Regions from separate parts of the Homo sapiens genome. Here regions 2 and 3 are each linked to region 1. Evidence: chromatin contacts called from ENCODE Hi-C or POLR2A ChIA-PET data. All regions are on one chromosome and are shown on one strand. Each heading gives the region's core, a stretch centred on a gene start or an enhancer-like site at or near the end of the contact. The rest is flanking DNA. Distances are from core to core; before and after follow the strand shown. Region 1 overlaps ENTHD1 (ENTH domain containing 1). Region 2 overlaps GRAP2 (GRB2 related adaptor protein 2). Region 3 overlaps FAM83F (family with sequence similarity 83 member F).

What was found. Hi-C counts contacts between places; a loop is a spot of excess contacts on that map. ChIA-PET counts read pairs that join two places held with the same protein, here RNA polymerase II (POLR2A). Pooled maps may share reads with other maps.
Region 2: a map of naive thymus-derived CD4-positive, alpha-beta T cell shows a loop between it and region 1 (2.6-fold over the local background). The contact joins two enhancer-like sites. A Hi-C loop is called at or near these places in 1 of 168 maps with a recorded cell type or tissue (naive thymus-derived CD4-positive, alpha-beta T cell) and 4 of 50 pooled maps. POLR2A ChIA-PET finds 5 or more read pairs at or near these places in 5 of 52 experiments (AG04450, CD8-positive, alpha-beta T cell, activated CD8-positive, alpha-beta T cell and 2 more).
Region 3: a loop to region 1 is called in a pooled map, with 4 times the contacts of the local background. The contact joins two enhancer-like sites. A Hi-C loop is called at or near these places in 6 of 50 pooled maps. POLR2A ChIA-PET finds 5 or more read pairs at or near these places in 2 of 52 experiments (Caco-2 and activated T-cell).

Annotation. Positions count from the first base shown.
Region 1 is chr22:39,772,621-39,776,180 of GRCh38, reverse strand. The region is part of intron 5 of ENTHD1 (ENTH domain containing 1); the gene reads left to right. Among named protein-coding and RNA genes, the nearest start is that of ENTHD1, 120 kb to the left of the region's middle. Within about 2 kb of position 2,125, at least 3 of the 41 ENCODE cell types and tissues checked have a DNase peak (open chromatin) inside an H3K27ac peak, as active enhancers do.
Region 2 is chr22:39,935,261-39,938,930 of GRCh38, reverse strand. All of the region lies in intron 1 of GRAP2 (GRB2 related adaptor protein 2), which reads right to left. Among named protein-coding and RNA genes, the nearest start is that of TMA7B, 23 kb to the left of the region's middle. Within about 2 kb of position 2,148, at least 5 of the 41 ENCODE cell types and tissues checked have a DNase peak (open chromatin) inside an H3K27ac peak, as active enhancers do.
Region 3 is chr22:40,021,652-40,025,237 of GRCh38, reverse strand. It overlaps FAM83F (family with sequence similarity 83 member F), which reads right to left. Exons shown (of 5, transcript NM_138435.4): 4 at 3,275-3,586. Among named protein-coding and RNA genes, the nearest start is that of TNRC6B-DT, 21 kb to the left of the region's middle. RefSeq lists enhancers at 69-138, 1,557-2,057, 2,058-2,558. Within about 2 kb of position 2,202, at least 2 of the 41 ENCODE cell types and tissues checked have a DNase peak (open chromatin) inside an H3K27ac peak, as active enhancers do.

The DNA.
Region 1 (3,560 bases), core at 876-3,375:
TGGCTCATGCCAGTAATCCCAGCGCTTTTGAAGGCTGAGGCAGGTAGATCACTTGAACCCAGGAGTTCGAGACTACCTGGGCAACATAGCAAGAGCTCGTCTCTACAACTAATTAAAAAAAAAAAATTAACCAGATGTGGTGGCATGTGCCTATGGTCCTCAGCTACTTGGGAGGCTGAGGTGGGAGCCTGGGCAGGCCAGGCTGCAGTAAGCCATGATCGCACCACTGCAGTCCAGCCTGGGTGACAGAATGAGAACCTGCCCCCAACCCCTTAAAAAGAAAAAAAGACAGTATTCATTGCAGTTCTCCATCAAATCTCCTCAAGTTCTTGTGGACTTCAGAAAAGTTTCCACAAATGCTGCATTATATATATTCAAGAAAGCATCTACCCAAAGCCATCTTCCTGGGAGAAGGCAAGCAGCACAGATACAGAGGCCAGCTGTGTGCTGACTCAACTCCATTCCCATTCCCACGGTCCTGCACCTCCAGGAGTAGCACCAGGGACAAATGGAGTGAGCCCGAGGGGAAATCGAGTCTCTTTACGTTATGAACATGTACACATCAAGCTGTTAGAATTGTTAGTAAAGAAAAACCTGGTGCAGCTGATTCTCCCATACTTTTTTTGTTCCTTCTTTTATTCCCCTAGTAAATAACATTGATTTGGGATTTGGGAATCTGGGATTCTAGTTCTAGTTCTGCTCTTTAATCATTGTGTGATCCCGAGCAAGTCACTTGATCTCTGGGATCAAAGGGACTAAATAAAGACCTCTCCTTTCTCTACAGTTGAGTCTTTTAATGACCAAATCATCCAGCTTATGATTCATTGAACACACACTTATCAAGTGAATACAGGTATACTCTGCTAGTTGCCTATGGGTTAAACAAGTTGAATAGGATCTGTGACCTGAGGGGTTTGCAGTACCCTATAGGTGACAGTTCTATAAACATATAAGAAGTTATAAATAATAAATTTGTTTACCCCTGTATTTCCAGAGCTTATAAAAGTGTCTAAGACATCCTTGTACTTAGTATTTGTCAAATGAATGAATAATATTTGAAATAATGAAATCAATGAAAAATGTGAGTATTCACATTGTACTATGTAATAGCAGAGAAAATGGATTCATTTTAACGTGAAGGATAAAATATTTCACTAAGGAGGTTGTGTTTGAATGAGACCTTGAAGAATGAAACCATTTTTGATGGAGAAGAAGGGTGAGGAAGAGGATATTCTAGGCTGAGGGAACAGCATGAGCAAAAACACAGAGGCATGGAAATGTATGTTTTTTTAAGGGACGTGAATCTGGAAGCTGAAAATCAGTTCGATATAAAGAGACGAGGAACATTTCAGACAAAAATATCAGCACGGGTGAAGGCTTAGTGCTGAGAGGGAGCATAGAATTTGAAGACTGAAAGAAGTATAGCTGGATCATACAGCTTTAGAATAGTAGCACAAGATGAGGCAAGAGAGGTAAATGGGGACTAATTTATGCAGAGCCTTGTAAACCATGTTAAATAATTTGAAGAAGTATTGGGGAGAAATAACATCTAACTTTCATTTTAGAAAGGTCACTCTGGCTGGGCTGTGTAGAGTGGACTGAGGGGGTAAGCTGGAGAGACCTCTTAGAAGTTGTGGTAACAACCATAGTTCCAAAATAACCTGAGTGACTGGGAAGCTGATGGTCATATTAACAGAGGTAAAGCAAACACCCAAGGATGAGGAGGCTGGAGGATGATAAGACCTCCCTGAACACAGAAATAGGTAGATATTTAGGGCTAAAAATCAGCAGAGGTCAGGGTTCAGGATTAATATGTGTGAATTACTTGCCCACAGGTGACCATCTAGATCTAGTGTAAGTATAATAATAGATGACATCATCCTGGGAGATTGTAAAGGCAGAAGAGGAAAGTCAAGGACAGACTGTTTACATTTCACAGGAAACAGGGCCAGGAAGAATGTTGAGAAGATTGCCTAGACAGATAGGAGGAGAGCCAGCAAAGTTCGTTGGAGGCATCTGAAGAGGAATGAGTTTCAAAGAAATGGTCTTAAGATTTCAGTTTCATTCTTTCTCATCAATCCTGTCTGTCAAGACGTCTGCCAGCCCTGGTTCTGTCTATGTCTCTAGATTGAGCTCCTCTGCTCTCTGTGTGCACTGTGCACTCGTAACGCTGAATGCTTTGTACCTGCCCTGCCACTACCACACAGCACATTGTGTACAGCCTTCATTTCTTTGCTGAAATTGTTCCCTTTACTTGGAAATTTTTGTGTCCTTCTTCTCTTGACTTTTTTCTCATGCTTTTAGCTTGGTTCAGACATCATTTGTTTGAATCTCTTACACATCTTTATACCTCTAAACCTAAAGCAATGCCTAAATTTGTAGTTGCTTAGTACTTGTTTTGGTATTAAATTAACCTTACAATCTGAATTATTTCATTGGTCTCCTGGTTTTCTTATTTCTATTATCTCCCAACCCCAGAGAATTGCAATGAATGATACAGCAATAATTTTCCTAAAGCATTATATCTGTCAGAATCTGGTCAGGAAACCAAAAAATACACCAGCTATGAGGTTAGCAGCTTTATTGAGGTATAATTACCATTCAATAAACTGTACATGCTTAAAATGTATAAATTTCTTTTTTGACCCATGGGTATTTGAAGTATGTTTTCTAAATTTCCAAATATTTAGGAGTTTCTTCTAAGTACATTGTTATTTCTACATTCAATTCCATTGTGTCCAGAGAACCTAATAGAAGGCTTTGGGCTTTTAAAGCTTATTGAGACTTGGTTTATGGTCCAGCACATGGACCATCTCAGTGAATAGACCATGTGTACCTGCACGCTTGCAAAGAAAATGTGTTTTCTGCCATAGGAGCTTTATAAATGTCTGTTAGGTCAAGGTGGTTGATGTTAAGTCTTCTAGATCCCCGCTGATATTTTGTCTACTTGTTTTATCAATCACTGAGCAAAGGATGTTAAACTCTCTAAATATGACTTAGTTGGATTTGGCCAGTTCTTTAATTCTTGAGGTTCTTTTTTTTTTTTTTTTTTTTTTTTTTTTTGAGATGAGGTCTCACTATGTTGCCCAGGCTGTTCTCAAATTCCTGGGCTCAAGAGATCCACCTGCTTTGGCCTCCCAAAATGCTGGGATTACAGGCATAAGCCACTGCGCCTAGCTAGTTCTTTAATTCCGTCAGATTTTGCTTCATGTATTTGAAAGCACTGTTCTTAGGCATATATACATTTATGTTTGTGTCTTCCAGATGATTGGCCCTTTTGTCATTATGAAATATCCCTTTTTATCTCTACTAATACCATGGTCTCAAAGTGTATTTTATCTGATATTATTATAGCCACTCAGCTTTCTTATACTTATCGTTCCATGGTATATCTTTATAAAGCATTTACTTTCAACCCATTTGCAATTTTGTTTTTATAGGGTGTCTCTTGTATACAGCATATAATTAGATCTTTTTTATCCAGTCTGAAAATTTGTGCCTGTTAATTGCATTTACTGTGGTTATTGAAATGGTTGGCTTTACAACTGCTATTTTTCTAT
Region 2 (3,670 bases), core at 899-3,398, 160 kb before region 1:
TGCAGCTTGTCCGAGAATTATAATTCATCAGCGGCTGAGCTGCTGATGCAAGTCTTGGAGACCATGAGGATGGCGTTTGAACAGTAGCCCCAGGGCGCTCCCCACTCCCATCCATTCCTGTCCTGTGTGCAGGTGTGTTCCCCGAATAACGATTCATCCTCTGGCTGCTTCGCTTTTTCTGAAAGCCGCCAACAGAGCTGTCTCCGATGACAGGTGACTAACGGGCAGCTGATTCTTGAGTGAGATACCGAGGCGTGGGCAGGAGAGGTGTGCTGTTCTCTCTTCCCCATCTGGGAAGGGCCTCAGGCTCAGCCCACAGTCACCTTCTGTGAGGGTGGCTTTACCTGCCCTTGCATTCTAATGCTTCTCTCTGCCAGGGCCCCTCCTGCAGACCCTTGGCTGGCTTCTTGGGGTTTCCACCCAACATGGGATCCCCAGCCCTGCCAGAACCCCATGGCCTTGCCTTGTGATTTCTTCCTAGTTTCCAAATGGGAACAATCTCCCCCGTCAGAAGGTTTTCAGGTTTGGGAGCCAAATAAATACGGTATTTTTCAGACGTATGGACACACTTTACACAACTGGAGAGTCCTTTTAAATCCCTTATATCCTTATTTAATCAAATTGCTGTTCTGCAGGTCCCTGTCTGTCACTGTGGATTATGGAGACTTCATTGGTCTCAAGGATGTTTTTCTCTTTTTTAATTAGCTCCCTTTTTTCCTGCTTAAGGTTTTTTGGGTTTTGGAGGGAGGGGTAGTGAAGGGAGGGAAGTAGAGAAGGAAGAAGACAAGTCAGGAGACTGTCCCCATGCAGGGCCTATCCCCTCCCCTGCCTGTAACTTGGGTGATGCCCAAGGTAGAGCCAGCCACTTCCTTCTTCTTATGCGTATTTATTACCTTGCTCTTCTTTAATCAACGCCAGTCTGGCTTATATAATCTAACTTTTTTTTTTTAGTGCAAGACGCATCACATGAAGTCTCATTTGTCCTCAAACTTTTTGTAAGAAAAGTATCTTTCTCTTTAAGTATAATGTATATGTTCTGTTAAACTCAAGCACATTTGATTCTTTTTTCCCTAATTTGCCACTCTCTGCAAGGCGAGGCTTGCCTACCTCAGTGGGAGGTTTACTACGGGACTTAGGTGTCAGACCTGGCTTCAAACTCTAGGCTCTGCTGCTTACTTTGTAGCCGGAGAACCATAGTTTATCTTCTCTGTGCCTCAGTTTCTTCACCAGAAATGCAGATAATAATCCTTAGTCCCCAGTGTTGCAGGGAAGAGGACGTAGAATACTTGGTTCCAATGCTCAATGTCTCTTTCTTCAAAGCATTTTTGCATTCTGGTTATCTACAATCCTTTCTTGTAGAGACAAATCCAAAACTGTTTCTACAAAGTGTAAGGCCACCAAGCGTATACTACTTTTCAGCCTCTCAAGCACCTATTTTTCCTCACTTTCCCTGGGCAGGCGCTAGCTTCTCCCTATTGCCTGTGGAGTCCTAGCTGCAGTGTTATCAGAAAGTATGACACTAATCAAGACAATTCAGTGAGGAAAGAGAGAAGACAGCACTAACCAAGGGGAAGTGGGGAGAAATGGTGGATGGAGAAACAGAAAACTGACCAGGCTTCTACACTTTGCCATCTATGCAGAGCTCAGTCACTGTGATGCTACCTTTGAGGGGACACACACCACCCAGACTGTGCCAATGCCTAGAAACGTGAACCAGCTAAGAATAAGTTACCATGGATTGATATGGTCTATCAGGTGACAAGAACTTTATAATCGGTCACCCGTTGCAACATTTATTATTGTTACTATCATCCTTTGCATTTTAGAGGTGGGAAATGGAGGCAAGAGATTTCAGTACATGTCTGTTGGCACCTAAGGCTGTGTGTTCTCTTCACTTTGCTGCTCTGCCTCTCCTGCTACGAGCAACATAACCAAATCCCTCCTACTTGGTCAGGATGACTGCTCACTAGCTTAGGCCCTCTCAACCTTCCTGGGTGGCTGTCCTTTAGCCAAAACATTCAAGAGCAATTTTCACATACCCAGGAAATTCAAGCCCATTACTTCTTGGTCAAAGAGGTAAAGACTGCAATCGACCTGGCAGACCTCAGACCAAGCAATCATGCGCTTTAAGGCAATTGCAGAAATGGAAACAATCTCAGCTAATAGACTTACAAACTGTCGCTCTTTTCCTTTTCTTCTGCCGGTCCCCCCCACCACCCTGTCTCTCTCTCTTCCTCTTTCTCTCTCTCTCCTTCTGTCTGTGTCTCATTTGTCACAGTTCTCTTACCTTTCCCTTCATCAACTTTCCCCACAATATATTCTGCTTTTTCCAAGTTCTTTTCTTTCTCCTTGAAACATTAATAACTTACCATGAATCCAGTTAGAGAAAGTGTATCTCGCATACTTCCACTTTTAATTCTCTGACACTTTTCTTATTAAAATGACACCATGAAAACATCAATCCAAAACAACAAAAATAAGGCAAAAAGAGACCACCAACCTCGCTGGAAATGCTACTTCGAGCCTCACTCTGCTGCTAGACTGATGTATCACTTGATGTTTCCTCATTTTATTCTTATTGTTTCCTAAAGCAATAACAATTGTCTACAGAAACACCTCGGATCCTGCTGGCAAAACCCAAACATAAGTGAAGCATTAAAAATACCGCCCCCCACCCCTGAATCAGAAATCATCTAATGAACCCCATCAGAAGGGTGGAGGGCGGGGTGGGGGTGGCAGGGGTAGATGGGAATGACAGTCGAGAGAGACAGACAGACAGACAGACATTTTACAAATCTCCAGGCTTCATTTTCTTTTACTTCTCATTTTCTATTCACATCATGATTTCCCCTGGAATATATCACCAGGATTTTATGGTGGCCTCATGTTCTCTTTTTTTCCCTCTTCCCTTCTGTTCACTTAATGTTTGTTTTTACTGATTTGGGCTCTGAAAGCATGGCTTATTTATCATGGATTTGAAAGCCTCCATCTTCTTGCTCTGTTTTCGCCAGGGCTGTGACATGGTTCACAAATGCTGCAAATACGCTCAGCGCCCCTCTCCTTTTCCTCACTGCCTGTGCCCTGGGCTACCTTAATTCTCATCTGGGCAAAACACAAAAGTGTCAGCAGAGGACGGCATGACCACAATTACTTTAATCTTGCTGTCACTTTTACTTACGCTCCCAAGCCCTCATTTGTTGTTGGAATGCTGGTCATTTTTTCAGCTCACTGATCTCAAAGCTTGCAAAAGTGATCATCTATCCATAGAGAAGCTCCCCTTGCTTCATTCGATAAGTCTATCCCAGAAAAGTGGGAGGGCCTGACATTTTTACAAGTAAAGGTACTAAAAAAATGCCAGTAAAAGGGATAATATGGCAAATTCCTTTCATCAAATGAATTATAATATTCTTATTTTTGGGAAATTTTGTTCTTTCTAATTTGAGTTTGGTTCAACACCTCTTGTATTTGTCTTGTTTAAAATAGTTCTCTTTCTTTTTACTTGCCAGTTTTGATTAAATAGTGCCCCTATCCTAGATTCTCAAAGTTGGAAGTGGCCCAGAAAGTCAGTCTTTTTCCCTAATTCATTGAGATGATAGACAATGGGCATCGGGGACGGCTGGGATTGGAGTGAGCTGACAGCTTGGTGAATTGTTTACGTTGAATCAAAAGC
Region 3 (3,586 bases), core at 953-3,452, 250 kb before region 1:
ATGTTGCCCAGGCTAGTCTGGAACTCCTGGGCTCAAGGGATCTTCCCAGCTCAGCCTCCCAAAGCACTGGGATTACAGGCATGAGCCACCGCGCCTGGCCTCGTTGCATGTTTACCAAGGCTCTCCACTGAGGCTGCTCTGTGAGTTTGGGGGTCCCTGACCCAGGGAGCCTGTGCGGAGGGCACAGAAGCTCCAGAATAAGGGATGAACACTCCCAGCAGGAGGCGAGGGCGGAGGGAAGACGTAGAAGAGGCGCCTAGCTTCTGCCACTAGAGTGCGCCGTGAGCCTTGAAACCGCTGGGCACCCCTGGCCCCCAGCTGGATCCCCAGCCGGAAAGGAGGAAGCAACTTCCCTAAGGTTCTCCCAAGGGCCACACCTGGGTTTGCAAAAATTTGCATGCTGTTTGACAACTATATACTCCTTATCAAGCAATTTTACAGGCTGTCAGCTCTGAGCTTTTTCTATTTTTTCTCTTATGACAGAAACTGTCATCAACTCAGGTTCTCCCTTGACAAGAGGGCAGCAGAGACAGAAAGAACAGAGGCAGAATCTGAACTCCAGGGGACCTCGGAAACCCTCAATGGTGCACTCCCCCACCTTCTAGATGAGAACACAGCCCCAGGGAGGGGACGGATGTGTCCTGGGTACAGGGAGCAATGTGTCCCGAATTGAGAGCCAGGTGGCAGCTGCTCTGGGAGGTTCTGAACATTTACCAGGGGAAGGGGACACTTTCCCTGCATGGGGGCCCAAAGGCAGGAGCTCAGGTTCTCACTGATTCCCACGGTGGGTGCCCCATGCTGTCAGGGGCCCACCTTCTCACACATGCAGTCCTGGCTGCTTAGCTGCTGCTGCCTGAGGGGAGACACTGAAGCAGCCCCACTTGGCCATGGTGTGGGAAGCTGGAGGCCGTGAAAAAGGGCCTCTTAGGAGAGGAGCTCCTGGCCAGGCGCGGTGGCTTGTGCCTATAATCCCAGCGCTTTGGGAGGCCCAGAGGTAGGAGGATCACTTGAGGCCAGGAGACCAGCCTGGGCAACATGATGAGACCCTGTCTATACAAACAATTTAAAAAATTAGCCAGGCATGGTGGCACACACCTGTGAGCCCAGCTACTCAGGAGGCTGAGGTGGGAGAATCGCTTGAACCGAGGAGGTTGAGGTTGCAATGAGCTGTGGTCGCACCACTGCACTCCAGCGAGACATTGTCTTAAAAACAAACAAAACCAGCAAAAGACAGGAGAGGAGCTGCTGCTTCTCCCTCAGGCCTTGGGAGGGAGAGGAAAGGTGCGTGAATTTCAGGACTGCAGGTACTGGGCGCCCACCCAGGTGGGCAGAAGCCTTACCGGAGGAGGCTGCTCTGTGTTCGTCTAAAGGACGGACAAGGAACGGGATGATGGTTCCGGGCATCCCCGGACCTTCCTGGCTGTCCGTGCCCTCGCCCTCACTATTCCCTCTCTCTCTCTATCCCAGCATCAGGTGCCCTGGAGAGGAGCTTCCCAAGGGTACCGTCTGTGTCTGCAAGGCTGGCTCCTGGGCACCATGTGCAGACACCAGAGAGCGGCAGCAGGGGCAGGGCCGCCGTGACCACCCGAGATGTGGGAGCAGGGACATGGATGTGGAGGGACACGCAGAAGGCAGCGGGAAGGGACAAGACAATGGGCTTTGAGTTTCCATGGAAACTGCATCTCAGGGCGAGGGGCTGAAGGAAGAGAAAGCTTCCACTCCACTTCAGTCAGGACTCGGGAAATAGTCCTTGCTGCTGTCGGCTCGCCCCCTCCTTCCCCTCTTCCACCTCCTTCCCCTCTTCCCCTCGCTCCCTTGCCAGGTGTTCACCATGGCAACCCTTCCTCCAAACCAGAGGTACAGAGCAGGAGCAGCAGCAGCAGCAGCAGCTGGTGTTAGGGGAGCCAGGGAGCCCAGGAGGAATGGGGATGGGGCCAGCCACCCCTCCCCTGACAGAACATGGCTGTGCCCATGCCTGGTCTTGAATCCTGGCCTTACTACCACTTCCTGTGACCTGGGACCACTTCATTCACCTCTCCGAGCCATCTGCCACCTCTGTGCTTGAAGGGTGGTTGTGGGGGCAGAAGGGGAGAGAGAGTGCCTGTGCAGGACCTGGCAAGCCAGCAGCTCAGTCAACGTCTCCAGGCCAAACAGAAGGAACGCCCTGACACTCCCACTGTGCCCACAGCCACAGAGGCGCCCAGGCCTGTTCCAACTCCAAGAAGCAAAGTTAGCCAACATTTCCTGAGCACAGAATGTGTCAGACTCCAAAGCAGTGCTGGGGAATTAGCAGAGGGGATGACACTTGTGCTCCCTGCTCTCACACCATCACAATCCGGTTAAAGCTGGTGTGCAGGAATGCAGGAGTCCTGGAAGCCCTTGGGCCGGGCACACAAGACCTCAGGCCCTGCCATCGCCCACCTGGCCAGCCAGAGCCCAGTTCTCATCACTGGGCTCCACAGCGATGGAGGGAGAAACCCCACCATGGAAAGTCCCCTGACTCAGGGATGCAGAGATGAGAAAGGCACCGCCACCAGCCACCTGAAAGGCCACCCCAGAGACTGCTGCAGAGAGAGACATAAAGTCCAGGGCCTCCTGGGGATCCCAGAGAGATGCCCAGAAAGACGCTGCCATGGAACAATCCCACCCAGGGACAAGCAGCTGGGCAGACAGCACTCAGCAGAGGGACGTGGAGAAACCAAGTCGGACTGCCCGTCACAGAGACAGGAAACTGGGTCAGGGCACCAGTAGGGTACAGGGGAGGGTGGGGTGTGTCTAACCAGGTGAGATCCTGACAATAGGTGATCTGGCAAGGGAAAAGGTTTGCTAGAAAGAGCCCTCAACTCAGAGCCAGGGTCGAGCTGCAGCCATGCACCCCACTGTGCAGAGCCCCCGTTTCTTCACTTACAAAGGAGAAAGTTTCTCAGCTTATTTGATTTGTTGGGTTACCATGAGGGCTGATCTGAATGCCTTCTAGCAGTAGCATTAGAAGCTCTGAGACCCCTCCATGCCAAGCCTGGAATCCTTCTCTTTTTTCAGAGAAGAGGAAAATGAAACTCAGAGCTGCAGGACTTGCCCAAGGCCTCCAGGCAGCTAATGGCCGGGGCCAGAATGGGAACCAAGGACCCCGGAACCCCAGAGCTCCTGCCCTCTCTGTGCCCACAGATGGAATCTACTCCTCTGCAGGTATGAGGCAGTGCTCCTGGATAAGAGCCGATGCGGGGCGAGGGCCAGAGGCCTGGGGAGGCACCAGGCCAGAGGGAAGAGGGCTCACCTGAGATGTCAGCACTGGAATTCTCGTTGGGCCTCTTCCCCGTCAGAAACTCCACTTCAGAGGTCTCGGTGGAGACAGAGCTGGCCATGCCATTGGGCGCCGCAGGCCTCTTGGCTCGGCGACTGAAGAGCCTGCTGCTGAAGCGCCTGGCGGGGGCGGCCTCCCCCCGGGCCGCTTCTCCCATGCCGTTTCGGCTGGGTGCCTCTCGGGATTTGGGCTTCAGGTCTCTGTGCATGTGAGAGACCATCCTGCCATCCTTCTGGCTCAGCTCTCCCAAGGGGATGGGCTCCACGGGGGGCAGCACCTGCTCCA